Linked DNA regions of Mus musculus: all the other regions are linked to region 1. A link is a loop called in an ENCODE intact Hi-C map of the cell type or tissue named here. Cell type or tissue: heart. All regions are shown on one strand. Region 1 holds the start of Lcorl (ligand dependent nuclear receptor corepressor-like). Region 2 overlaps 4930405L22Rik (RIKEN cDNA 4930405L22 gene). Region 3 holds the start of Med28 (mediator complex subunit 28). Region 4 holds the start of Lap3 (leucine aminopeptidase 3). Region 5 has its middle 140 kb from the start of Gm40298. Region 6 holds the start of Ncapg (non-SMC condensin I complex, subunit G). Region 7 overlaps Lcorl (ligand dependent nuclear receptor corepressor-like).

Region 1 (4,000 bases):
ATGCCCCAGTACAGGGGAACGTCAGGGCCATAAAAGGGGAGTGGGTGGGTAGGGGAGAGGGGGTGGGTGGCTATGGGGGACTTTTGGTATAGCATTGCAAATGTAAATGAGCGAAATACCTAATAAAAAATGGAAAAAAAAAAAAAAAAAAAAAAAAAACAAAACCAGAAATGAATCAGCGGAGTAAATCTAAGGCAAAGACATAGGTCCCATATTTATAAAGGAAATATTTCTAGATGGCTGCAAACATTTTCTCTTGTCAATCACTATAATGATTCACTGACAGTGTAGATAACTTCCTTCCCAAAATTTTCAGACAATATACATTCACAAAAAGATAATCCTATTTTTTAACTAGTTAAGTGAAGACGCAAGGTTTCAAGAAACTTCATTTGCGACATAATACCAGTTGGCTATATAACCTGAATATGTTTATGATTTTGAACTCTTGCTGAAAACCAAGACTTAAATCATTTTCCTTCTCAATAGCCAGAATGTTTTATATAAAAAGGTATTTCAATCAATAAGAGCACTGACTATTCAATATAGAAATGTATATATTTATACATCTACACATAAGTCACACACATACATATAAGGAACAGGAAGTTTTTCTGCAAAGTATGTATCATAGCAAAGCAGCTTAAAATAATGACTTTTATCACCAATTCACACCACTACTAAATGAGACCACTCCCACAACCAACAGATGTATATTCTATTTAGAAGGGTTTTGTTACTTAAAACTAGCAATGACAAAAACAATATACAAGATGGATCTCAGCAGGTCTCTAAGACAAAAACTGTGAAACAAGTTCTCAAATATGGCTGTTTCTCAGGAAACATTTTCATGTATGGTACAATATAACTGTGTATAACAATGAAAGTGCAATACAGATTACAGAATACTAAATATTAAAAAAATTAACCTCGTTTCCCATTAGATCAAATTAATTTGTTTCACTTAATCAAAATTTTACTTTCAAAAGTACATTTCTTTTATTCAAAGTCATACTAAATGTATTTAGTGACACAACATGAGAAAAACAAATAGTCAAATACTGTAAAGCACAACTTAAGCATGCTCATCTTCAAATCACTGGATGCCTAACAGTGCTGTGAGCCGGTACTACAATGCTGTCAGTGCTATTTGTTGGGACACCACAAGAAGGAACGCGACTATTTCTAGGCGGGTTTTTAACGGAACAGATCTAAACAGAAGTAACTGTCAAAACGAATCCACTTTGCATTCATGAAATACAAGTACGGACACACATTTAGTATGGGTTGTTTTTTTTTTCCCACACCACACCCCCGCTTCCATATAACTTTGCCACAGATAAAACCAAAATACATTTTAGAGAGGTGACACACTGCTCTTAAGAGCAAACTGCTTAAACATCGCCGAAATGCTCCTAAATCAGAGTGCCCTCCCTTCTGCTTATATATATATATATAATTCTGTATGGCACATTACTGAACTGGAGTTGCATCTGGTTTCATCTACTATGATTAGTGAAAACAAGACAGACCTTAGGGCTCTACCCAAGCAAATCTGCGAGGGATGGGGAAGGGGGACAGGGCGCGAGGTGGCGCAAGAACAGATGAAAACACGGTTAGGAGAGAGTTGTCTTCCCAAGGAACTGAGCTTACTACACTCAACTCCAAAGGCTGACACCTACTCGTCAGAAAAGAAAACCGACGCAACCACCCACTCCTAACACCGACCAGCCTCCACTCCCACCTCCTCCCCTCAAAAGCTACCCCGTAACCCCTGCCGAAGCACACCCTCCGCTCGCAGCCCCTCTGTTGCACTGAACCAACCTGCTGGGTAACAGCTGTGGGCACACGTCGCACTCTGAGTGAGGAAAAGCAGCGACCGCAACAAGGTAAGGGAGTCCCAGTACTTCCCGCTACCCGGAGCAGCCCACTGAATGACAGCCGGGAGCGCGCAAGTTTGAAGCAAAACCGATCAGACCCCACCGAAACGGAAAACTGAACTGCATTTGAACAGGAATGGGAGGCGGGGAGGGCTACGCGAGTCCATCACATGACAGCGAAAAGAGGACCGGAGTCGTCGGGGCGTCCTCAAGGAAAGGGGGGGGGGGCGTGGGGAGGGTGCCGTCGCCATAGCAACACCCCCCATCCGTCCAGACTTCCAAAGAGGGAGGAAGAACTTCAAATCCCAACCGTCAGCTCGAGCGGCTCCTTCTTAAAGGGGTACACACAGATCCGAGGCCACTCGCAAGAGGGCAGAGGCGGCCGCCCCCCGCCCCTCAGGCGCCGCCCCCATCGCCCCTCGACCCTCTCCCGCCCCCCGCCCCCCGCCCCGCGAGCGCCCCGCAACCCCTGGTCCCGCGTCCCAGGAACTAGGCAGCGTCTTCGCCGCCAGCCCCAGGGCCGCAAGAAGGGGGTGTGTGAGCGCCCGGCCGGGGGCGCGGACCGGCTCGCCGCTCCAGGGTCCCCTCCGCCCCGGTGGAGAGCCGCGGTGACAGGGGCACCGGCGGGTGGCGACGGGCGCCGAGGAGTTTCGGGGCAGCACGAGCGGGCGGGCTGCTTCCGCGGGGTGCTCGGAGAGTGGGTCCGAACTAACAGTTCCCCGGGAGCTCGGAGCCGGGCAGGCGGGCGGCGGGGCGCGGACCGCGCCGGGCAGGGAGCCCCGAGACAAAAGGCGCCGCCGGGGCCGCCGCGCCGCCGCCGCCGCCGCTCCCATCGCTCCCCATTGAACTGACCCGAACCGGAGCTCCAACTACACCCCTCAGCCACAAACTCCTCCGGCAGCCGCACCGTGGCGCCGAGCCCGGCCCGGCCCGTGTCTCTCTTACCTACACAGTGCATGAGGCGGTGGCGCCAAGAGTCGAGTTCCCGCCGGAATCCTCTCCTCTCCGCCGCGCACCGAGGGCTCCGGCACTGAGCGGCAGCGGCGGCGGCGGCAGCAGCGGCGGCAGCGGCCATTCTCTCTCTTCCCTTGTCCATCTGCGTCCCGCGTCACGCGCCCTCATTTACATACGAGCGGCGCAGGCACGAGGCAGGGGCGCGAGCCCTCGGCGCGAGCCCCGGAGCGCGCGCCCCCCGGAGGGGGGTTGATTGACACGTGTCACTACCTTCCTCCTGCCCTCCCCTCCCCCTCCCACCGCTCCCTCGGGGAGAGGCGGGGAGGGAGCGCGGAGAGAAGGAAGCAACCTGCCGCTTCCGCTGACCCCGCCTCCTTACCCACTCCCTTCCCCTCCTCCCCCCAGAGTTTACTCAGGCAAGCCATACTGCTCCCGCCGTCCACGAAAACCCTGAGCGGGAGCGAGAAACCCGGAGGCCAGCCAGGAACCCGCGTGCTGAAGGAGCGGACCAGCAACGCCTCCCTTCTGCCCTCGCGCGGAGCGCTGGAAGTCCGAAGACTTCATTTCCCAGCCTCCATTGCGTGCAGGTCCCGTAGAGGAGCGCAAGAGAGCGACGCTGTGCCCTCTGGGCTTTGTAGTCCTCTCGCGTTGAGCGCTCTCCTAGCCTAGCCAGTTCGCACTTTTCCAGATAGCAGCTCGGCCCCAGACTTCTAATGTTTTGCCCCCAGTGGGTTTAGCCTCTAACTCCCTCCGCCCAAATGCTTGCTTCCTCGAGTTCCAAGAGGGGAGTACGGTGGAAGCCTCAAGAGTTGGCGGTGCTGGGCTAGGCAGCTCCTTAAGTGCTGGAAACTTTTCAGGGTCAATGTCATCTATCTTCACTTTCAGCGAAAGCGCTTGCCAATCATCCTACTGCATCCAGAAAAGATGTGCGAGGACATCAGTTTTGTGAAGCGAAGAGATCTTGAAAAGCGAGATTAGTTACAAAAATCGGGGGAACTAACCTTGCATGGGATTTAACACTTTGTAATTGTTATAGATGGATCCTGCTCTGTGCTAGAGAAAACTTCCTTGGGGAGAGGAGAATCTTTTGATTAAGTATATACTTAAAATTACTTAAAAAAAAAAAAAAAACTTTTGCACCAGAGCCATTTCTACACTTATGTCAG
Region 2 (4,000 bases), 70 kb after region 1:
GTCATTGGGAGGGGCTGGGCTGCTTAGTACTGCATGGTCTTGGATGGAAGCCAAGAGAGCAGAAGGTAATGCTAGATTAGGAGGAAAGAAGCAACCTTGTGCTACCAGCACCATCTTCTGCAGCTGGCCACACCCAAAGTCAGCCTCACCTTTGGATAGTGTTTTTCCCCACAGGGGAAAGTTTTCTGCTTGTGCTTATTTAGGTTGGCTGTTTAGTCCTAAACTCTATACCATATAACTACATAGGTGAGTAGTTAGTTTCAATTTTCAAGGACAATTTCTCAGTCTAGAAAATGAATTCATGTTTATAGCTCTGCAGCTATGGCTCCATCTTGCTACTTAAAGGGACAGTGACATATCACACTCAACTTCAAATTACCCTTGGATATGTTGTTTCTTTGACTCCCAGCAAATACTTTCTGTTCTTTAGGCTAAATGGGCCTAGTAAAGATATGTTGTATCCCAAGATTTAAGCTATTGATAAAAAACATTCAAGAATTTGGTTAAAAGTTGACATTGTAGAAAGCAGATGATGTCTACTTGAACTTGACATGAATCTGCATTAAACCCATGCACTATCTGGGCATGAAATAATGTGTATATTAAATTATGACCACAGAAATTTCTCTCTATAATTTGACAAGTGGGATTATATATATTTAGTTATGAAAATTTAGTGTTTTAGAACTGTAAAGTTAAGCAAAAGTAATCTATCATCTATCTATCTATCATCTACGAACCTCTCTTTCTACCATCTATTTATTTATCTGCTATCTATTTGTGATATATCTATTTTCCCATTACACATGTATGTATACATATATTCAGTTACAGATTAATTTTTTCAACATTTATTTATTTCACTTTACCTGCATAAATGTAAATGCCTGCATGTATGTATGTGAGCTATGTGCATGCTAAAGCCTACATTTTCCATTTGATAGATGTTAGAAAATTGATTGGTATGTAGAAAAGTGCACGACCCACAGAACTGAGAAAGAATGGAACGATAGGAAGAAGTCATTTCTATCATCACTTCTCTCGGTACGGATGAGAATTGAATCTTTGAACCTGCAGAGGCACCCAGGTGGGAATGCTGAATGGTGCATAGGAAAATACTGCCAGCCACTTAACAACCATGGTTGCCTTGTGCACGGTACATTGTGAGATGTTACTGCATTTGAAAATATTCATGACAAATGAAATGTACATAGACTGTTAGAAAGTTATTATGATTCTCTAGGAAGAACGAGATGGCTTGTAATTCTATTCCCTTGTATACACAGTTTCTTGAATGTAAAATCCCATCCATTTCTTTCCTACACACATAGTACTGTGCGCCTTCCAAATTTGGGTTTGAGAACTTTGCTTACCTTGGTTCCTCTCTTAGATTGCTCTGTCCACGATTCCAGAACTGAGCCATGTGTTTGCTGTAAGATCAGTAACATATGCTCAAGTCTCATTCCACCTCTCTACCACTGGAGTTGTAGGACACTGAATTTGAGGATTTGGGGTGCTATAAATGCCCCGCAATGCACGTTTTCTGGATGAATAAATAACCGTAGTGATCTTCATTTGAGGGCAGCTTGCAACTACAATCATTATGGTCATCCATCTTAAAAACATGTAATATAGGCCAGGCAATTGACATATGCTATAAACTTTTATAATTTAATCTAATCCTACCAAATGCACGGTATATCCCCCTCCCCACTTTGTAGAGGACTTTGTGCAAGCTCAGAAAGGTGAAGAAGGATATCCAAGATGCCACTGGTAAGGGTAGCACAGGGATTAAAACCCTGTGCTCATTCCTTCACATCTGATTTCTAATTTAGCTTGAAGTCATTATTTAAAAAAAAAAAAAAAAAACCTACACTGCTTCCGTTTAATCATTCTCTGAGCGTTCTCTTGGGCACTCTGCTTCCTGCTTGATTCATGCTACCTGCTTCCGTCTGCAAAATCAAATAAGCCACTTTGTGCAGCTCCTTCCTCAGGAAATCTGGAAAACTGGACTGTTCTTTCTAGGAATACTAACCATTCGTCTCCATGTATTGGCCTGGCTTATGTTTAACCCCTTGCACTTCGTGTGGCCTTGGGCTGGTGATCTTAGCATGGTCAGTCTAAAAATAAGTCTTTCTTCCTCTCAAACCAAAGCAGGAAGCAAATCAAAATATCGCAAGGGCTGGTTAGCAGAGAGCTTATTTCAGGAAGTTGTTTCAGCTTATCTTAATTTCAATTTGTTGTTTTTCCAGGGCCGATCTGGCCCACACCTGTTACACGCTGTGGTGCACTTTACCCCAGTGATTACTAGTGATTACTAACCGCTGCAGTGAGCCTTTGTCCTGTTGTAGATTGTTACTAGTCAGAAGAGAGGCTAGAAACAAAGTATCAGTGTTATAAACACATCTGACATACACATGAATGTGTACAAGCACACCCGCTTCTCTGCCTTTTCCCTTGCTTTCTCTTTAACTAGGTTGTTATTCTGAGAGTATGTCCTGTTGTCTAATATTGACTGTAAAATATCTTTTAAAGGAGTTCAGATGTGAGTGGAAGTTCAATTAGTGTCTGCCCCTGGCAGGATAAAGATTGTCTCAGAAAGAACAAAGTTTACAGGTCCATGAAATTCTAGAGCTCTGAATTGGTGTCTTCCACGCCCTTCCTTTAACCCTGAAACGAGTTCTGGAATAGAGGAGACTAGTGGCTTGTTTGTTTGTTTGTTTGTTTGTTTGTTTGTTTGTTTTCTTCTTCCGGCACCTGTATAAGGTATTGTCTTTATCTTTTATTGGGATTAGAAGATGGCAGAAGGCAATTTGTATCACAAGCTACTTAGTTGCTGTTTAGTCTTTCTTGAGTCTTAAAAATCTTCTAAAATGCTTCCTTTTAATTATTCCTTTAACGCTGGCTGTCTTGAGGCTTGTCTTCTGCTTGGTTGCAGTGAGATCTCAGTCTGTCACATGCCTGCTGTACAAGTATGGGGACCTGGGTTTAACTCCTCAGCACCCATATAAAAAGCTTGGCACCGAGGCACGCTTGAAATTTCAATTCTGGGGGGGCAAAAAGGAGAGAGGAGGAACTGGGGGTGCTCTCTGGTCAGCAAGTGTCCCCTAACTGGTGAGCTCCAGGTCCCTGTGAGAGATGCTGTCTCACACAACAAACTGAAACAAAACAAAAAATAAAACAAGACAGTTCAACACAAAAGTCCCAACCCAAAGCAAACCAAAACCAACCAACCAACCAACCAAAAGCCAAGATAGGTATCTCCTGAGGAATGATGCCTGAAGTTGACCTCTATTGGTTACACACACACACACACACACACACACACACACACACACACACACACACAAGAGCCATAACAACTACTACTCAAAGCTAGAAGCATTGCTTTTTTTTCATGTATTGCTAGACTCTCCTGGAACATGGAAACAGATTCTGAAAATTAGTTTAAAAAATGACAACAGATTAAACATTGATATTTATTTTCTTTTTCAGATCACTGTTTTAAGTATTTACATTCAAACTCATTTTCACTCTCACCTTCCATTGTACCGAGGAAACTATGAGAAGAGGAATTCCCCAGCTCCTCTGGAGTCACATGGATTTCACTCAGCAATGGTTGGGTCTGTGTAGCCTGACCTTCCCCTCTTCATAACCTCCTCTGAGAGCTGTTTAGGGATGAATAACAAAGAGCAGTCTCAACTGCAAGGGTTGTAATTAAGATGCTGCAAGAGAGAAGGAGGTTTGCAGCCCCATGGAGGGAGTAACAGTGTCAACTGGCCAGACCTCCCAGAGCTCCCGAGGACTGGACCACCAACCAAAGAGTACACGTGGAGGGACCCATGGCTCCAGCCTCATATGTGGCAGAGGATGGCCTTGTTGGACATCAGTGGGAGGAGCAACCCTTGGGCCTGAGGGTATTCGATGCTCCAGTGTAGGGGAATGCCAGGGCAGGAAGATGGGAGTGGGAGGGTGGATGGGGAGCACCCTCATAGAGGTA
Region 3 (4,000 bases), 340 kb before region 1:
CATTGTGTATTTACCTGTGTCTATCTAGCTTGTTCTCTCTTCAACCTGTGTAAAACTCTCCTGGTAAACTGCCTCTCTCCCCCCTCCCTCTCCCCCTCCCCTCTCCCTCTCCCCCCCTCCCTGCACTGCTCTCTTAAGTAGCTTCCCTTTTCCTCTTCTCATCCTATTCTGTCAAAATCTTTCTCTGATTCATTTATTTGTCTCAATTAGACATCACTTACAAACTAACTTTACCTTCATTATTTAGGATTAAAGGTGTGTCCAAAGGGCATGTCTGTATTCCAGCCAGAGGGATTAAAGGTGTGTGCTAAGGCTGAGCCACACAACAACTAGAAACACAGCCTCACTGTTCACAATGTGATCAAATATCCTGCAACAGATGACTGTTCTGAAGAAATCTCTACATGGTCCTTTCTTTTGTCACAACGTTGCAAGATAATGCCAGAATGAATGTGAACAGTTCTGATGGTATCCACCTCACACATACATAGACCCAGCACCTCCTCATCTGTGCTCAGAGCATGGTTGAGACAAGTTAGTTAAGTGTCAGACTCAAGAAACTGCTGCCATGGGCCCACTGCAGCCTGGGCCAATCCAGTGCTGAGATGCAGCCTTCCCAGCCCGAGCTCAGCCATCTGCTCAAGCCTCTGCGCTTATTTTTCAGTCAACAAGTGTTTCTCTATATTTGCTAGACAGAGTTCTGGATGTTGGGCATATAGATAACTAAAACCTGACTAACCCCGCAAAGTATTTCTTTAGGTTTTTTTTTCTAGAAAGGTCTTCCATTTAAATTTTCATTCCAAATGAGATCTCTTTAGAGAGGCCCTCCACATCAAAGAGCACTTAGCTGTCCACTCCCAAGCATTTTCCCTCAGTACTTATCTCTACAAATAATGCTGTATGTATTTATGAGGTTTTTCTTCCTATTTGGGGTATTTACTACTATGTCTAGATTATTAAACATGCCTATCTGGAAACTAGAAGGACTCAGTTAAGTTGAAGGGACACTAGTCCACTTGAGCATGGCTCTGGCAATCCTTGTTCGGCTCCTCCATTTCCTCTGCTTTACTAAGAACTGTTAGATTGTGTTCCTAAAGCTAGCCACCGAGGTTTGTTCACTTATTTGGCCACTTCCTGAGGCTGACTACCAAGGTGAAGATATCATCGTATTGAAGTCCAGCAATGAAAAGTCCCCGTTGGCTCACCTAATTAACTTGTCCAACTAAAATTGAACACATCATTCTAACACAGGGGTTCCCTTTATACCATTATAAATGTCCATTTTACTATGTGCCGCATCTGTCTCCTCTCTATCTAGAGGCAGTCTTTTATCCTCCAGTGACAAATACCACTCCCCATCCTTCTCTTCTCCTTCATCCTGTCTCCTGTCACTTATTCCCTACCCTCTGTCTAGGGCAAGGAAATCTTTCGGCGAAAACTTGGTCAGCTGATAATTTTTCTTTTTTTTTTAAGTGTTGTAAAATTAAACAACAACGACGACAACAAGGCTATTTGGCTTCTGAATTAGTGAACAGGCAAACATTAAAGCCGTTATGAAAACAGATGCAGTCACTTTCCCTCCGGTGTTATCATATACGATTAGAAAAGTGCCAGGAACACTGGTATCCTTCAGGATGTCACCTCACGCCAGAATTTAGAGGGAACTTGTGTTGTTCCAGCCAGAACAAGTGACTAGATTGGCATTTGGTACATCTCAAGCCCTTAATCACCCTAGAATGAACTGATGACTCATTTTTCTAAAGGAGCGCAGAAAAGACTCGGCTAAGGTCTTTAGGGACAGCCCAAGGGCTTGGCTGGAGGCAGGGAGGCCAGCGCCCTTGTTCGGTCTCTGCAAGTGACTGGTTTAAACCAGTCCCAGCATTTAGTATTTAGGTCAAAAAAGAGTAAACCCAGGTCGGCTATAAATTGGGCAGACCGCACAGAAACAAGGATGATGGTAAATCCTTTCTCCGGGCGAATAGGCGAACTGCCCGTCATGTGACCAGGCCTGCCACGTGATCAGGCTGCCCGCGCCTGCGCACACAGGCCCGGTGTCGTTTCCGCCCGCCGTTGCAGACATGGCGGCGTCCCTGGGAGGGATGTTCACTGGGCAGCCTCCAGGTCCCCCGCCGCCGCCGCCCGGGCTCCCAGGCCAGGCGTCGCTTCTGCAAGCAGCCCCTGGGGCCCCGAGACCATCTAACAGCACTTTGGTGGACGAGTTGGAGTCATCCTTCGAGGTAAGCCGAGATGTGGGCGTCTCTGTGCAGCCCTCACAGGCGTGCGGAAGGCGCGCAGGTTAACTCCTTTCTCGGTCCCGGCGTTTAGTAGAGGCGGGGCACCGGAGAATGGAAGTCGCCTGCCGTAGATTGGGTACTACCTGTGGCCGGTCGTCTCAGGTCTGCCCCCGCAACCGCGACATTTCTGGAGACCGTGGCCTTGAAGTTCGCCCAACTCCCATCCACCTCGGGGCTCGTTGGATCCCCTGCGGGTCTAGTAGGATCTGGTCTTCCCTGGAGCGGGCCCACTCGGCTGAGGTCCTCTGAGTTTCCAGGTCACATACTGGACGCTTTTCCTGTTTTTCTCTAGTGTTCTGTGTAGACCTTCCAATGGCCCCTGGCACCTGCCTACCTGTTAGCTTGTTTGGGTGCCATCCCTTGACTTCTCTGGCTTTCGCTTTCTATTCATTTGGTAAATGCTCTTTGTTGGCATAAGTTGAGTTCTCACTGTGGGAGGAAACCTTAGTAGAACGCTTGGGTCCATCCACTCTTGGATGCAGGGATGGAACTCAGGTGTGGTGGCAAACATCTTTACCGGATTAGCCATCGCACCAGTCCTAAAATACTGGGCTTTTAATAGAAGGGCACGCGTTGTTTTTAACCTCCGTAAGACTGACTGTCCATAAAGGTCCATGCTTTAAATGTTTTTCAAAGGATGGGGGGGGGGGGTGGGCTGGGAGGTGCAGCAGGAACTAAAGTTTCTGAAGTTAGTTTTTGTCTTTTTGTTTTGTTTTGTTTTGTTTTGAGACAAGTTCTCAGCGTAGCCCTGGCTGTTTTGGAACAAGCGCTGTAGACCAGGCTGACTTTGGACACACAACTGTCTCTGCCTCCCTAGTGCTGGGATTGAACAAGTGCAGCACCACTGCCTGGCTTGCAGTTAGGTTTGGTTTTTTTTTTTTTTTTAAGTCTGCATGGCCTACTGCCGTTGGTGAAGCCCCCCCCCCCCCCGCCCCCAAGCTTTGTGGGCCATAGGTTTTCTGAAATCTGCACATCATGCTCACGCCCCAAAAGTCCAACAAGACTTAACTTTTACCGTACACAGAATAGGCAGTCTGGTTGGTCGAGCTGTTACAGGAGTGGGAAATCCTTTGACTGTTTCCATCCATCAGATCTGGAGCTAGCCAGGAGGATTCATTGCTTCTGAGAGGAACTTTGGGTGTAGTTTTGACTTGTGTTCGGAACCTAAATTTGGTTCTGTGTCTTTGTGGTTTTTTTTTCGGTGCTTGCTCAAGGCTGTCGGGGTCTGTTCTCAGACTGTGTTCCTCTGTCAGCTGCTGTCATGCTTGTCTGTCTGAGGGCTGCTTGTGCCCCTGTGGCGCACTCACATGTACAGCTCGGTTGGCACCCTTTCAAAACTCCCTCTTTGGGATTTGGTTATCCGCATGACACCACTTATTATACAGACACCTGTTACTTATGAAATGCCAAATGGTATCCCAAGTACTTAGACTATAGTGCTGAATCACACAGGCAGAGCTGTTGGTAGAAATAACAGTGGCTGAAGAGTGGATAGTAACATCAGTTACTTTTCTGAAAAGCTTGCCAAGCTCCACTGTAGAGCATGAAAGAAAGAGTAGACAGATGACATCTTGACATAGTAATATATACAGTTCATGTAAGGGTCAGCCAGAGTGGCGTGGCCGTGGTGGGGTTGAAAGGTATTCCAGGTGTGGAATAAGACAGTGAGGAAGAGGCAGGTGGCAGGAATAAGACCGTGTGATGAG
Region 4 (4,000 bases), 360 kb before region 1:
GCTTTCTGCATTGCTCATTAAGAGAGAGCTAAAAGCTTTGTGAGGGATAAATTCACAAGACGGCACTGAGGCGGACACAGACTCAGACTCCTAACAACAGGCAGATTGCAGACAAGCCAGGAAACAGGAGCCATAGATCCTTGGAAGACACAGGGAGAGAAGCTGGGAGGTCGGACTTTGGCTCACTCTTGGTCGGATTACCCCAAAGGGGAAGTGCTTTGGTTCCTTCCCTTAAGCTGACCCACACACATTTTGGTGCCTGGGCTTTAATGGGTTTAACTGGTGCATCTATTAAAGCATAGCTTTCCCTGCAGCTTCTATGAAGATCATTCCTGGCTCCCTGCTGACTCCCTCATCCACAGTAAATGGGCTTCTTGCCTTTTAAGATTCTCTTTAAACCAGAGACTTGGTCTTTGTATCTTCTTTTTTATTAGGAGCAGGCTGATGTCTCCACCCCATGCCAAGCCTATGCGCTTCCTGATCCCGATGTCCCTTTAATTATCTTTCTACTTCTCATGCAGTTTATTATCAGGAAATCCCACTGGCAGCTGGCCTGGTCTTTAATTAAATGCTGCAACCTCAACTGGACTTTGATCATACTTTCATTCAAATATTTATGAGCACCTTGTTTGCATAGGCCCTAGATATGGACTAGATGCTAGATTTTGGCATGAATACACAGAAGTGAAAGCCACGTCCTACACACACACACATACACACACACACACACACACACACACACACACACACGAGCAGGATACAGGTGATTAGCAATTTGAGACAGGTTGCTTTGGGAGTAGGAGACATAAAACCCACAGTGGGATGGTCTGGAGGCATTTCTTGTGGAAGAAATGTCCTTAAACAAAATAAAAAAGGCAGAAGGAACTTGATCTTATTACGTTAGTAACCTTTTTATCACCAGGACAAAACTTTCTGAAGCTGTCAAATTAAAAAGAGGAAAGACTTTAGTTCCTAGCTCCAGAGGTTCCCGTGGTCATTCAGTGCACGGGTTTAGGGCCAGCATAGCAATTATGCTGAACACATACGATGGGATGCCTCTTCATCTGTGGTGAATCAGAGACAGGCAGCCGGGTCCTGGGATCACAGCATTTTCCTTGAAACCTCCCAACTTCTTTCTACTAGGTCCCATGTTCTACGTGTTCCACCTCCTCCCTGCAGCACCACGAGCTGCTGACCAAGAGCTGCTGACCAAAGCTTTAAAATATGAGCCTTGTCAGTAGTGAGGGTGGGCTACTAATGGGGACAATCATGGCCCATATCCGGATGTCTACATAAGACACTCTTCAAAACAGTTTTTGTAATCACTGTACTTCTTGCCCTTATTGGATAATGAAGGATGGCAGATATGCTACATTAAAGTATGCCACTTGAGCATCAATATTTTGCACCTAAAAGGCACTTGAATAGAACTAAATGCAAGAAGAGCCATCTTTGGGTCTCCCAAACCCCAAAGCAGAACGTCAAACCACCATGTAAACTACTGCTACCCCAAATACTTTTACCCGAGGTGAGGCGTTAAGGAAGCTAGAAATCTGCCCAAATGAACCTTATTTAGCTAATTATTACATTCTTTTTGTTTTCCTTTATGCTTAGTTACTTTTTCATAACTATTTACTATTCAATATAAGCACTTGGACCTGATCACTTTCAGGATCCTCATTTTCCTGTAAGGGCTTCCATGTATACACAAACTTGTTAAATAAAATTGACATACTTCTGTTAAACTGCCTTAAACCAAATTCTCAGGCTTCCCACGCGAGCACGAGCAAGCCGACACGCCCCTGAGCCCGCAGAAACCACGCCCACGACGCCGGCCCGCAAGAACAGAAGCCCCGCCCCCAAGGGCCTGCCGCCCTTCCCTAAGGCTCAGTAGCGGGTCTCCGCCCAGTTGCCGACGGCCCCGCCCCCAAGGCCCCGCACAGGTCCGGCTTTCCAAGCGCGCGTCCGGCGACCCCGGAGGTCCCGCCTCCAGGCGCGCGCCCTGCCACGCGCCACGTGCTCCTTCTCTGGAGGGCGGCGCCGAGGGCCGAGCCGAGAAGATGTACTTGCTGCCCCTTCCGGCTGCCGCGCGAGTCGCGCTCCGCCGCCTGGGAGTGAGAGGTCTCTGGGATCGGGGTCTGTCCACCGCAGACATGACGAAGGTGAGTGGAGGCGGCTCGCTCTCGGGCGGCCGCGCGAGCCCTGGCGGCGGGCAGCAGGGTGACCCGGCGTATCCAGGCCGCGATGTGTCGGACGGACGCATCAAGTTGCAGAAATGAGCTGAACAGAAAAGTTCCCTGGGTTTGCAGGACACCAGCCTGGGCCCGGCTTGCGACGAGGGCGGCCGATGCTGTTTGCCGAGGGCGCGTCCTTTCTTCCTAACTGGACAGTGCTGGGTTCTGAAGGCTGAGCAGAACCGCTCACTCCACCTAACCAGTGTTTACTGACTCCTCTAACTGAGCTCTGAAAAATTACACGCGCCTAGTTCGCCAATTCTTTTAGTTCTCACAGAGACCCTAGAAAGGACGACGGTAGGATTGTCCCAAAGCCTGCTACGCTTCCAGAGTAGCCAGTCACAGGGCCTGGACCCCTCCCCCCGCTGAAGTGAAGTGGAAGGCCCTGGGGGAGGAAACTGCTGGATTGGGTTTCTGTCCTTTTAGGGGAAAGGGTTTTATTGAGAGAGGTCATCTTGAAATTGGAAGAGGGTCTTCTCCATAGTCTGAGAAATTATGAAGGACCCTCAGATGGGAAAAGTCTGGAAGGGCTCATTGGAGTACTTCCAGGTCATACTTCCAGGACCTGGTGAGGGAGGAATGTTCCAGATGGAGCTTTGAACTCAGGTCGCCTGCAGTTATCACAGATAGCAGAGGAGTTAGGCAGACACCTTTCCAGCCCTGGCCGGTAACATTGGATTGTCCCAGGTTGGTCTCATGGAACCCCAGAATGAACAATCTTGGGAAAGTTAGAACCTAGCACTTACCATTGCTAAGGACGCCTGTTTTCTTCAGTGGAAAGATGGGTCCGGAGTACCTGGGGTGTTTTTTGGAAAGGGCCCTGACCAGAAAGAAGGCATGTGCACTGTCAAAGTTTAACTACGCAGGAGCTCCAGTGTCAGGGACTAGGTTTCCTTATCTGGCAAATGAGAGAAAAGTACTCCTTGAAGTGGCCGTAAGGGAGGCAGTATTTTAAAAGTCGTAAATTGCCTTGTGAAGTCAAATGATGAGCAGTGGTTTTACATCCTTATTTCAGGTGTTTGGGGCGGGGAGCGTGTGACAGAAATGTGGAGCCACACCATTAAGTGCTTGGCAGAAGGCCCTGCTTCTTCTGCCCTCTCTGCAAAGTCACACACTTTCCCTGATTGACAGGGTACTAAACAATGTGGACATCCCTGATCTGAAATTTGAAGCACTCCAAAAACTGAGTGTTCACTCACTTCTGAATGTCTGTAGGAAGTCCTGCAGCTAACCCTTGAGTGGACAGAGTCAAAACACAAGTATTTTAAACGACCGAACCCTGAGACAGTAGATCTGAAACAAGTGATTTTCAGGTTTAGGGTTGGCCCAAGATGTCTCACATAACCCAGTTCCAGTCTTGCCCTGGTAGGGATTTTAGCTGCTGCGGTGGAGGCTGCTGCTCTGCTCTTGGCCTCTGCGGAAAAAGACAGTTTTAATGGGATTGCTTGCCCCTTCTGCATCTGGACAGCCAATGCTTTCTGGGGGATCTACTCTGATTGTATTTATCTTTCTTGATTTTTTTTTTTTTTCAGGGCCTTGTTTTAGGAATTTATGCCAAAGACAAAGATGATGACCTGCCACAATTTACAAGTGCGGGAGAGAGTTTTAATAAGTTGGTGTCTGGAAAGCTGAGGGAAATGTTGAACATGTAAGTGTTACTATAATTGGGGTTCCTTTTTGTTTGTGTGTGTATTTTGCATTGTGAGACAGGGTCTCTGCTGTGTAGCTCTGGCTGTCCTGGAACTATGTAGATCAGGCTGGCCGGC
Region 5 (4,000 bases), 220 kb after region 1:
TTCCTTAGTTAGAGTCACGCCAAGATATTTTATATTATTTGTGACTATTGAGAAGGGTGTTGTTTCCCTAATTTCTTTCTCAGCCTGTTTATTCTTTGTATAGAGAAAGGCCATTTACTTGTTTGAGTTTATTTTATATCCAGCTACTTCACCGAAGCTGTTTATCAGGTTTAGGAGTTCTCTGGTAGAATTTTTAGGGTCACTTATATATACTATCATATCATCTGCAAAAAGTGATATTTTGACTTCCTCTTTTCCAATTTGTATCCCCTTGATCTCCTTTTGTTGTCGAATTGCTCTGGCTAATACTTCAAGTACTATGTTGAAAAGGTAGGGAGAAAGTGGGCAGCCTTGTCTAGTCCCTGATTTTAGTGGGATTGCTTCCAGCTTCTCTCCATTTACTTTGATGTTGGCTACTGGTTTGCTGTAGATTGCTTTTATCATGTTTAGGTATGGGCCTTGAATTCCTGATCTTTCCAAAACTTTTATCATGAATGGGTGTTGGATCTTGTCAAATGCTTTTTCTGCATCTAACGAGATGATCATGTGGTTTTTGTCTTTGAGTTTGTTTATATAATGGATTACATTGATGGATTTTCGTATATTAAACCATCCCTGCATCCCTGGAATAAAACCTACTTGGTCAGGATGGATGATTGCTTTAATGTGTTCTTGGATTCGGTTAGCGAGAATTTTATTGAGGATTTTTGCATCGATATTCATAAGAGAAATTGGTCTGAAGTTCTCTATCTTTGTTGGGTCTTTCTGTGGTTTAGGTATCAGAGTAATAGTGGCTTCATAAAATGAGTTGGGTAGAGTACCTTCTACTTCTATTTTGTGAAATAGTTTGTGCAGAACTGGAATTAGATCTTCTTTGAAGGTCTGATATAACTCTGCACTAAACCCATCTGGTCCTGGGCTTTTTTTGGTTGGGAGACTATTAATAACTGCTTCTATTTCTTTAGGTGATATGGGACTGTTTAGATGATCAACTTGATCCTGATTCAACTTTGGTACCTGGTATCTGTCCAGAAATTTGTCCATTTCGTCCAGGTTTTCCAGTTTTGTTGAGTATAGCCTTTTGTAGAAGGATCTGATGGTGTTTTGGATTTCTTCAGGATCTGTTGTTATGTGTGAGCAGATCTTACTCATTCAGTAAGAGTTGATGCATTTTCTATCATCGTAGTTCTACTGGATTCTAAATGTTTAGTCTGTTATCGTTAAGCTGGCAGATGGGAAAATGTTGTTGGGGTAAACCTTTTATGCCATCAGCCAGGACTTTATGATATGACCATGACTAGCTTCAAGAGAAGTTGGGAAGTATATTCTAGTTGCCTGCTAAGAAGAAAGGGACTAGTAGTGTGTGTTACAAACATATTTCAGTAGATGCTAAGTACATGTCAAAAAGATCAAGAACATGCATCAACCCTCAAGTATTTTTTATTAGATATTTTCTTCATTTATGTTTCAAATGCTATCCCAAAAGTCTCCTATACCCCCCACCCTGCTTCCCTACCCACCCACTCCCACTTCCTGGCCTGGCATTCCCCTGTACTGGGGCATATAATCGTCACAAGTCCAAGGGCCTCTCCTCCCACTGATGGCCTACTAGGCCATCCTTTGCTACATATGCTTTGCAACAGCTTATGGCCTAAGCTAGTCCAGGCAAACTGAGACTCCACACCTTTCCTGAGTGGCTGTTGCATGTTCTTACCCATGCGGCCAAGCACTGGAATATGTGGTCCTACTTCTTCAGAGTTAAGGGATGTTAAGGAAGGATGCCTCAGAGCAGTCAACATTGAAAACCACGCCCAGAAGATGCAAAGAGAAAAAGCAGATTGTAGTTGTTGTCTTAGCGGTTGGGTCAAACTTTCACCGAAGTTACATATTGCTTTCCAGTCATAGGAACTGGTTTAATATTTAATTTTAATTAAGCCTTTGGTTTAAATTCATCTTAAAATAGAATTTCTGTTCTTGAAAGATATCTTCCACTTAGCATCATAAGTACACAATTTCCAAAAGTCTTTGGAACTATGTATCACTTAAGAGACTTTATTTGGTGCATAACTTACTGGGGAAATAGCTTGTGTCTTAATTTAAAGCATTGTAGTTACATCTGTCTGCATGCTTGCTAGTTCAGCAGAGCCTTTGTATGTGTTTCTGTTGTGCTTTTTAAGCTCCATCTGGGACAGATCCTATTATACACACAGAGTCCTCCAATGAACACTTCGCCGACTTTATCCTTATTGGAAATATTGATCACTTCACTGTTTAGTCAGATCTTTAAATTCATTGGGCTTCAAACATAGTCCAAGGAGGAGCAGCAATCAATCTTCTCCAAGTGACTAAAGCCATGTGAGAGATAGCAGACTGCATTTTTATTCAACCTTTTCTGATAATGAGCCACCCAAATCTGTTTGTCAATGTCCTGGTAGTACACACAGATCCTAAATATGTGCTGTCACAGTAACAAAGGACATTTTCAGGGTTTCCTTGGTACTGAGAAATACATAAACAGCTGGAGGGGGTAGGACTTGTCTTATAACCATACAATAGAGAATAGATTCAGATTATCTGAATAGGCTTAAACTGAAGTTTATTTCTCATGCATGAAAATATCCGAGGTGGCATTGAGTCTCTATTCCCGGAATTCTTCAAGGATTCAGGTCAGGCTCTTTACATTCCATTGTTTCCATATCATGGCTCACTTCAGGTCTGCATGTCAGCTAGCATGAAAAACAAAAAAAAAAGGCTAGAGAGTGACAGAGTAATTACAATTTTTCAGAGTATCTGCAGTTTCTGTTTTGCTTGTATTGTACGCTTTCCACAAGTTTCTGGAGGTGGTGCTTGAAGTTTCTCCTGCTCACCACCTCTGATGAATCTTCGACATTTCTGGGACCTGTGGTGGAAAAGAACAAACTGGAAAATCTTGCTTCAGCAGTTAAATGGCTTTCCCTCCATTGTTGGACAAAACTGAACCCGTGGCTGTATACAACTTCAAGGAGTCAGTACAATGGAGTGCGTAGAAGGCTATGACAATTACCACAAGGAGTACAGTCCTTCAAAGCATTTGAAAGGTGTGGCCTGGAAGTTGCACACAGCAGTTCTATTCACATACTGCAAATTGGAATGTAGGCACATCATTACTCTGGCCAAAAAGGAAGCTGGTGGATGTGGTCTTTATTCTTGTCACAGTGACTAAGATCTGTAGCATTTCCTTTGATTCTTAGAGTTCCCGTCTACTCACACTACCTACTTCTTGCATAGCAACATTTTTTTCTCTATGGAGCTTAGCATATTAATACTTTATAAATTTTCATATGTTATATTTTGATCATTTTCTTTCCACTATCCAAATTCCTCCCTATCTCCCTACCAACCCAATCTCATTTCCCTTTTCTCTCTCAAAAAGAAAGAAGCAAAATAGAAAAACCCCAAAACTCTTAAGACAAAAAAAAAATCCCAAATAAAATGAAAACTAGGCAAAAAGTATACAAAACCATGGAGTCTGCTTTGTGTTGGCCAACCACTCCTGGGCCTGCCATGTCCTGTGTCATGCCATTGTAGTAAACTGATTTTTTTTCAGAAGATATCAATTGCAAATAACTTTGTGGTGAGGGGTGGGATTTTGTGGCCACTTCCTCTTCTCAGTGCTGAGGTTTAGTGGGTTTGAATCTATGCAGGTCTTGTGTGCTGTCACAGTCTTTGTGACTTCAGGAGAGTGTCAGCACTGTTGTGCCTAGATAACGCTGTTCCATTTAAGTTAGTTACCACCTCTGGCTCTTCAAACCTTTCTGCCTCCTCTTCCATGTATATCCCAGAGCTTTGTGAGGTATGATTTGATAAAGAGATCCCAGTTAGGACTGAGTGCCCCAGACTCTTATTCTCTGCACATTGTCCAGTTGTGGGTCTCTGCAGTACAGTTACTTTAACTGGTCTGATAACCACAATTCATACTGAGTCTAGTATTGTTTATCTTCTTTGGATCATCCAAGTGTAT
Region 6 (4,000 bases), 190 kb before region 1:
AACGAAGACCACAGTGTTAGTCAGGGTTTCTATTCCTGCACAAACATCATGACCAAGAAGCAGTTGGGGAGGAAAGGTTTTATTCAGCTTACATTTCCACATTGCTGTTCATCACTGAAAGAAGTCAGGACTGGAACGCAAAAGCAGGTCAGAAAGCAGGAGCTGATGCAGAGGCCATGGAGGGATGTTTTTTACTGGCTTGCTTCCCCTGGCTTGCTCAGCCTGCTCTCTTATAGAACCAAGACTACCAGCCCAGGGATGGTCCCACCCACAAGGGGGCTTTTCCTCTTGATCACTAATTGAGAAAATGCCTTACAGTTGTATCTCATGGAGGTATTTCCGCAACTGAAGCTCCTTTCTCTGTGATAACTCCAGCTGTGTCAAGTTGACACAAAACTAGCCAGTACAGTTACGTATTCCATACCCTCACATAGAATAAATGAATATTATAAAGACACCAACTTTCCAAGAACAGAGGAATAAAGGGAGTATTTGCTTCTACAGCAAAAGAAGGCAAAATGCTTCTAACTTTACCTTTAAGCAACAAACATAAAAGTGTTCTCAAATCTAGTTTATATAATCTGCTTCATTTCGAAAAGAGTACTTTGTTATAGTCTGTCAGGTCTGTATTTAACTGAGACAGGAGAGGCTAGCTTTTAATTTTCCTGTCTTTTTATATTTTTGTTGTTTTCATTTCAAAGAGTCTGCATGTTAAAAAAATCAACAAGAGGTATAAGACATACAAACTTTACATACACTAATTATATTGCTATTTTCTTTTATATTTCATGTATATACAAAACAAATTAAGCACATCTAGTCTAAACATTTTCCCGTATAGTTGTTTTCAAGAATTACTTATCTAAAATTTGGAATCCAAGAACCTTATGGTGTACATTGTTTAGTTTTTGTTATTTTCTTAAGCTTATCAAAGACACAAATTTATTCCTATATGTATTTGTTCTTTCTCACAGAATAAAAGTAAGAGTCAAGAACTATGTAAGCTTTACAATGAGATTATGCTGTATGAATTTAATGTAGCATATTGGAAAAGTTCCACGATTACGATGTCCAAAGCATACCAAATCCATACAACATTCGTTACTAAAATCCACAACTCTAATCAAAACATAGTCATACTGACCTCTGGTGGTCAGATTCCTTATATTTCACTGATACTGAAATAACTAGATAAAATACTCATGAGACATTTTTTTTTTAATCAACAAAACAATAAAGGCAGCAAGCACCTAAAATGAAAGGTCACAGATTGTCACAAAATATTAATATGTTCTAAGTTTTAGTTTGTCTGTTTACATAAAAAACAAATGACACACACACACATATTGGTTCTCATCTTATTATCATTTATTTAAAGTTTTATTTATCTTGTATGTGTGGTACATGCATGTTTAGGTCAGAGACAGACATTGAGTGTTTTCACTGATTACTTTAGACCTTACTGTTTGAGAAAGGCTCTCAGCCACCCTGAAGCTTGCTACTTTGGCAGATCAATGAGCCTAAGATCCACTGTCTGGCTCTCAGCACCCTCAAGTGCTAGGACTACATACAAATGTTAACATCTGGTGTTTGTATGTGAAATATCACATGTGACTTCAGATCCTCATGTGTGTTCAGCAAGCACTTTACCCATGAATCATTATCTCCCCAGGTCCTCTAGGGATTCCCAGAGTACCTACAGAACAACATAGTCTGGAGGCAGCCCTCTTCCTGATACGTGTCACCAATGTAGATTTCCAGTACAGACGGAATAGGTGGCTGCATTTATGTTTCCCAAGTCATCAAGCAACACACCAAGTAAGTTTCCCGGTTTTGGAGTGGTATGTCCTATGTCCCAGGTGAGGCATTTAGAAATAATTTTATATATCCAGCACGCGATCTTAGTCAAGACCCCCAAATTCCTTTTATACTGTCTGCGTTCTCCTCTGCTTAGCAGAGTTGTTAGGCAGATTTGTCAAGCACATCCGTCACGCTGGAGCATCTCCAAGCGGCTGCAGCCTAAACTGACCCTGCCTTTCTCTTCCCAGTCCCCCAGACTGTCTCATCGCGGACGGGCAGTTCCCGCCCGGACCCACGGGGTCCGAAGGACTGCGGAGGCCCTCGTCCAGGACGCCCTCGGAAAGTTTGACATCCCCAAGCCCCGGGCGGGCTCCGTACGACATCTCCCAAACGACTCCTTCGCTCGGGATTTACCCGTTCTCAGCCAGTCGCTGCGGCAGTCCTCCGCTTTCTCCCTTCACTCCCAACCACAAGATCCCGCAAGGCACCGAAGGCCACCAGTTTAATTCAGAAAGCTGAACGCCCACTTCAGGCGCGCTCCTCCACAGCACTACTTCCGGCCCCGCCCATGCCTCCCATACAAACACCTTTTCCTATTGGGAGAGCGGCAGGCCACACCCCAGGCGTCCCAGCAGCGGGGCGGAGCGGAGGGTGGAGTCAGCTCCGGGACCCTCAGGTCTCCGCTCTCCGACCCTCCCTCCGGCGGAAGTCTCGCGAGATCTCATCCTCCCGCGATAGTTGTTTGAAAACTCTGGCGCTAACCCGTCACTCGGAGCCTTGCAGGGCTAGGGTGTCGGAAGCCGCGGGAAACTGAGTCCTCCTCGGATCGCGAACCACAGTCTCTCTCGGGCAGTTCCCGTCCCGGCGCCATGGCAGCGCAGAAGAAGCGGCTTTCTGTGAAGGAGGCGTTTCAGCTGGCGCAGCAGCCGCACCAGAACCAGGCGAAGCTGGTGGTGGCGCTGAGCCGCACGTACGGCGCGGTAAGCGGCCTGGCTTCGGCTTCCGGGCTTCGCCTTCTGCCCTTGCGCGCCCCGCGACGGAGGGATGGGATCCGAGGCTCGCCCGAGGTCTCCCGGCCACAGCCAGTGAGCAGAACGCCCGGCGTCGGCCACACGCAGTCACCCGTCTTCTCCATCCTCATCCCGCCAGGGGATGCGGGGAGTTATCCGTTATCCTCAGTTCCTCAGTGACTTGTTGATCTGCGCAGGGAATCTCAGACGCCTTTATTTCCTTGGAGGTCTCTGGTTCATCTCAGGCAATCGATGAAGTTGTTTCAACCAACTCCTAAGCTTTAAAACCACCTTCATTTCACCAGCTAGGGAAACCATAAGCACCCAGTCTTTCCCGTACATGGCAATTGTGTGTCGAGTGTAGCGGCGGGGAATTACTGGACAGCGAATGTGAGGAAGATACATTGTTTTGGAGTTCACGGAAAGTTAAGGACATATAAAAGTGATCAAGGGTAGGGAGCAAAATGTGTAAGTTATGACAGAAGGAAATTGACGGATGCTAGGAAGGCCTAAGTAAAATAAACACAAAGCTGTTGATTTTGAGTCATTTATGGCGAAGCTTGTTTTGCATTAATCCGGTAAGAAAAATACCGATAATCCAAAGGCGTTGAGAGAAAAATGAGATAATTTTGCACTGTTCAGATTTATGCTTTGTGTTTTCTCAGAGGTACAAATTATATACTGAAGAGAAGTTTGTGCGGATATATTTTCCCTTCCTTGATTTGGATAATTGATAGTTTATTAAGAAACCTTAGAGTTTAACCTAAGGGTAACACTTTCAGCAGTATTATGGCAGTGTTGGGAATAAAGAATTTTTATTAATGCAGCTTCTGGAGGCGTTTCTTCTCTCTTTCAGATGGATGATAAAACAGCTTTTCAGGAGGAGTTTATTCATTACCTTAAGTATGCTATGGTGGTATATAAGCGTGAACCTGCCGTGGAGAGGGTCATGGACTTCACAGCCAAGTTTGTTACTTCATTTCACCAGTCTGATGAGGAAGAAGAGGAGGAAGAGAACGATGGTGGCATTTTAAATTATTTGTTTACTTTTCTCTTACAGGTACTGTAAAAGCTACTACTTTGGGGAAGTAATATATTTAGCTATGTTTGTTATTTTCCACAGTAAAATATCAGTGATAGAGAAAATGTATGTGAATAAGATAAGTCTTTTCTGGAAACCTCAACTGTCA
Region 7 (4,000 bases), 99 kb before region 1:
CAAACTGAACATAATTAAAGCAGAGTGATTAACCATAAAACAATATGTGATTACATATTGTGAAATATTTATTTCTCATTATAAATAAAAATTTGTTTTGAAGCATGGTATAGCGTGGCTAACAGTCTTACTATAACAACAGTAAACTACATGGCTACATTTTGTGACAGTATGTGTAAAAAGCCAATGTCAGTGCAAAGGTTGAGATGGTTTCTTTTTGACCAGATCAGAAATTCTTGGAATAGTCTTTACAAGAGGACAACAAAGATTACTTTCCACAAGTCTATTTATATATTTAGATTTGATACCCAGCAAGCTACAGATCCCTGTTTCACAGAGCTATGGTGTTGGAAATGGAAGAAGGTGGTGCACCACAGTCTCAGACCGGGCAGGACAGGACTGGAAACATCTGCTCCAGAAGTGTGTAACTAGCACTGTGAGAAGCCAGTTCTTGCTACATTGCTGTTAATAAGCTCAATGAACTTTACTGTCTCAGGAACATCTTCAACTTTATTAAAGGGCTTTCGGCAAGTGCAAATGGGGGTCATGTAGATTTGGAAAATGAAATAAAATTTTGTCTGCAAGCTTGTGCAAGTGATGTTTCATAGAAATTATCATTGTAATCCTTTTGTCTGGCTCAATGTCATGTTCCTCAAAGAAGGCAGGTAAGGTTAGGTAACATGTAAAATTTATTTTTATCCTCTAATTTTCCTGGCCAAACCTGAAGTTTCATTTGGAATAAATCTTTTTGGACTTTTTCAGACAAATCAAGGCAGGCTGCGTTCTGTGATAGTTAAGTTATTCAAGATGGCAAAGATGTCAACAAAGTAAGCTATCTTCTGTTACTCACTTTCATTTTGAGTGCATCACAAAGATCGACAACATGTTTTAGAACTTTTCATCTTGCTCTATCTCACTGCAGTGTGAAATAGCAGAGCCGTGTATGATGCATCCAACTCCTCACTGTTTCAACAGCAGACTGTTTAAAGAACTCACTTGGACAAAAGTGACAGAACTTATGGTGCCGATCATTACTTCTTGTAACTCCTGTGGCAGTGACTTCATTGGTAATATTTGCCAATAAATCATACAGTGAGTTCCGATGACTTCTGCTGACTCATTCAGTTCCAAACATTGAAATCCAGATCACCATTCTAGCATAGCTAGGGCAGAAACCTTTCCCCAACAGATCTTGTGATCTTTCAAAAATGAACCAACTGTGTCAAAAACATTACATGCAGAAATGTTGTTTTACGACATTTGCAGAAGAGAAATTCATCTTAGAGTCTCCATCATTAATATACCTTGCATAAATCAGTGAATAATTTGCAAAGTCTGTGGACTGATCAAACTAGATACTGAATATTAGAAGTGGAATATATTTAATTTCCTGAATTACCTGACCAAGTATATCAGCAGACATGCCATCTATTCTTCAGTAGACAGTGTCGTTAAATAAGGAAATTGCATTCAACTGAGTAAAAAATTCATCTCCACTAATAACTCAAACAATGATGGCCGCTGGCAACTGTAAATCTTCACCAATAGTATGACAGTTCACAGCTCTAACAAGTCTGAGTGCCACCACATGTGCAGCTTCCATGGCTGCTACATTTTGTTTGTGGTAGCTGCCACCAGTATTAAGTCTGGTTTTCTTGAGTCCATCATCTTTGCTTCTAAAATAGTTGGTATCCTTGCCAGAAAAGCTAAGTTGTTTGCTATCAAAATGGCTTTTTAGTTTGTTCAGCTTCACAACAAATACCACATTATAGTTTCTCAACTTCTGCTGTAATTATTGAGGTCAAACCATACTATAAAAAATCCTTACTATATTTTCTTTTCTTAATGTTCTTCTCTACACGATCCACTGTCATGGGATGGTTTTCTAATGAGAATAATATATAACACTAGCTTTAAGAGTACAAAAGATCATACATGGCATAGTCCAGTCAATAAGCTTCATTAATGTTTCCTATGATGTGCCTTTTCTTTTGTTTTCTATTTTCTTTATATACCTGTAACTATCACAAGGGGGCAGTATTCACAATGGGAATATAAAAATTAAGTTCCCATGGTACTGATAATATTTTTTCCCAGTAGTTAATGATTTTACAGTACATGATTTTACATTTACCCAGCAATTATAATTCATAAAGTGTTACTTTACCTTCAATATTGCTACTTTCAACACAATAGCTGCTCGCCACACATGTATGACCGGGCTGGCAAAGTACTTTATGGTGTCACCCCTATCACACCCCTGCATTTGTTCAGGGTGTCTGTGTCCAGGTAGTTATATGTGGGCTTATCTACATCTAGGCAGGTCAGTCTGGAGACAGATAGAGGAGTGGTATTTCAGTTCCTAAGAATCATCGGAAATACTAGTGTTCTGATTGTCTTAGGTGACCCAACCCCTGTGAAAGTCACTAGACTCTCAAAGAGGTCATGAATTTCATTTTTTGTGTGTATGTCTGGTGCATATATTTGTTTGTGTATGCACGCACATGTGTGGAGCCAGAGGTTGACACTGGATGTCACATATGATCACTGGCTATATCATTTTTTAAAGACAGTGTTTTTTTTTTTTTTTTTGTTTTTTGTTTGTTTTTTTTTTTTAACTAAACCTGGAGTTCATTCATTTGACTAGGCTTACTGACCACTGAGCTCCAGGGATCTTCTTGTCTGAACATCTCCATGGCTACCACACCCAGCTTTCCTATGCATACTAAAGATCTAAACTCAGGTACTAACCTTTACATGGTAGGCACTGATTAAGCTATCTCCCTACCTCTATATTTTAAAACAAAGACATGACAGTAAGAGCTGAGAAGCCTGGCCATTCATGACTTCTGACTGACTGATTTTGTATGTGTGTGTGTATGTAAATATATGTATGAGTGTATACAGACAGACAGACAGACAGACACACACACACATACATATCAGGGAGTATAGTGCAAAATAACCAGACACCTATACAAGATCATTTGTCAGTTATACAAAACAAAAAGGCAGGGGAATGTAGGAATACATATATTTATGTACGTACTTGTATGTACACATACACATACATGTACTCTATAAGAATATGAACACATATCTATAGATAATTTTGGAATAGGGTCTCATGTAGTTGAAGTTAACCTCAAACTCCTTATGCAGCCAAGGATGACCTTGAACTACGAATCCTTCTTACTTAACCTCAGAAGTGCTAAGATTACAGGCATACATGATTATGCTTGACTTTACTGGACAAAACTTTAAGATCTCCAAATTTAAATAGGATTCAACCTAACTGTATTTCTACAGAGAAGGAAAAACAAAAAGAGAAAAAGCAAGCCAGGAATAGTGAGAGACTTCCAACATAAGCTTATCTCTTAAGGTAAGACTATGTGATATCAATAATATAAATCCTAGTGTGAGTATCATGATCATTTTTCAACTACAATCTTTTTAGTTCTTGGGTTCACAGTTTGAAAGGTAGGTTGAAAAGGCAAAACAAAACAAAACCCAAAAAAACCAACCCCCCCAAACAAAAACAAAATCCCCTATAATCTGAACTTATTTGGTTCAAAGACAATGAATATATGCACTTATATGATTTTATTTCCTGGGTTCAGATATAAGTGTTCAAAGGACATTTGCATTGTAAAACAGGACATGGTAGATTACCCTGATTCATCATTTTCCATTTTCTGCATGTTTCTAATGTTATCTGTGTTGATTTGAAAGTCAAACTATAACAATGTTTCTATTAATTTTACTCAGTTGGAATAACTAACATCTAATATTGTAGAAGGCTCTTAAATAGTACAAGTGAAAATCTACAGAATACTTTCCTTTATCCATATGTGATATATTCTAAGATTCTCTTTAGATGTCTAAAGTTATAAAACCCTGTAAAATGTTTTTTTCCTTTTATCATAAACATACATGTTTATGATAAAACGTTTATCAATATGGTATAGTACTAGATTAAAAATGAAGTATAAAGAAACAG

What was found. A loop is a pair of places that touch in the nucleus more often than their neighbours do. Peaks named below come from ENCODE experiments on the same cell type or tissue, not always from the same donor. Only the 100,000 strongest peaks of a DNase experiment are listed, where the experiment ranks them.
Region 2: a loop joins it to region 1, with 2.3 times the contacts of the local background. A loop is called at or near these places in 5 of 42 quality-filtered maps.
Region 3: a loop joins it to region 1, with 3 times the contacts of the local background. A loop is called at or near these places in 3 of 42 quality-filtered maps.
Region 4: it touches region 1 in a loop (4-fold over the local background); 10 of 42 quality-filtered maps call a loop at or near these places.
Region 5: a loop joins it to region 1, with 3 times the contacts of the local background. A loop is called at or near these places in 3 of 42 quality-filtered maps.
Region 6: a loop joins it to region 1, with 3 times the contacts of the local background. A loop is called at or near these places in 7 of 42 quality-filtered maps.
Region 7: it touches region 1 in a loop (2.3-fold over the local background); 11 of 42 quality-filtered maps call a loop at or near these places.

Annotation. Positions count from the first base shown.
Region 1 is chr5:45,854,522-45,858,521 of GRCm38, forward strand. Lcorl (ligand dependent nuclear receptor corepressor-like) reads right to left here and starts at 3,019. Exons shown (of 7, transcript NM_001163073.1): 1 at 2,826-3,019. The coding sequence starts at 2,976. In heart, CTCF peaks have their summits at 1,590 and 3,372; DNase peaks (open chromatin) are centred at 1,970 and 3,090; H3K4me3 peaks cover 2,924 bases; H3K27ac peaks cover 2,257 bases.
Region 2 is chr5:45,924,049-45,928,048 of GRCm38, forward strand. 4930405L22Rik (RIKEN cDNA 4930405L22 gene) reads right to left here. Exons shown (of 3, transcript NR_110478.1): 2 at 3,541-3,668; 3 at 2,774-3,158. Among named protein-coding and RNA genes, the nearest start is that of 4930405L22Rik, 6.4 kb to the right of the region's middle. In heart, no CTCF peak of the experiment used is centred here; a DNase peak (open chromatin) is centred at 2,063.
Region 3 is chr5:45,518,248-45,522,247 of GRCm38, forward strand. Med28 (mediator complex subunit 28) reads left to right here and starts at 1,982. Exons shown (of 4, transcript NM_025895.4): 1 at 1,982-2,237. The coding sequence starts at 2,079. In heart, no CTCF peak of the experiment used is centred here; a DNase peak (open chromatin) is centred at 2,024; H3K4me3 peaks cover 1,733 bases; H3K27ac peaks cover 1,257 bases.
Region 4 is chr5:45,491,400-45,495,399 of GRCm38, forward strand. It overlaps Lap3 (leucine aminopeptidase 3), which reads left to right and starts at 1,975. Exons shown (of 13, transcript NM_024434.6): 1 at 1,975-2,162; 2 at 3,767-3,882. The coding sequence starts at 2,061. In heart, CTCF peaks have their summits at 2,088 and 2,301; a DNase peak (open chromatin) is centred at 2,002; H3K4me3 peaks cover 1,823 bases; H3K27ac peaks cover 1,365 bases; H3K27me3 peaks cover 792 bases.
Region 5 is chr5:46,070,267-46,074,266 of GRCm38, forward strand. No RefSeq gene overlaps it. Among named protein-coding and RNA genes, the nearest start is that of Gm40298, 140 kb to the left of the region's middle. In heart, no CTCF peak of the experiment used is centred here; no DNase peak of the experiment used is centred here.
Region 6 is chr5:45,667,354-45,671,353 of GRCm38, forward strand. Ncapg (non-SMC condensin I complex, subunit G) reads left to right here and starts at 2,572. Exons shown (of 21, transcript NM_019438.1): 1 at 2,572-2,780; 2 at 3,667-3,870. The coding sequence starts at 2,670. It overlaps 1600023N17Rik (RIKEN cDNA 1600023N17 gene), which reads right to left and starts at 2,355. Exons shown (of 1, transcript NR_073433.1): 1 at 1,348-2,355. In heart, a CTCF peak has its summit at 1,161 (motif pointing left); a DNase peak (open chromatin) is centred at 2,438; H3K4me3 peaks cover 2,718 bases; H3K27ac peaks cover 1,762 bases.
Region 7 is chr5:45,755,659-45,759,658 of GRCm38, forward strand. All of the region lies in intron 4 of Lcorl (ligand dependent nuclear receptor corepressor-like), which reads right to left. It also overlaps the pseudogene Gm21020. Among named protein-coding and RNA genes, the nearest start is that of Gm3414, 30 kb to the left of the region's middle. In heart, a CTCF peak has its summit at 2,035 (motif pointing right); no DNase peak of the experiment used is centred here.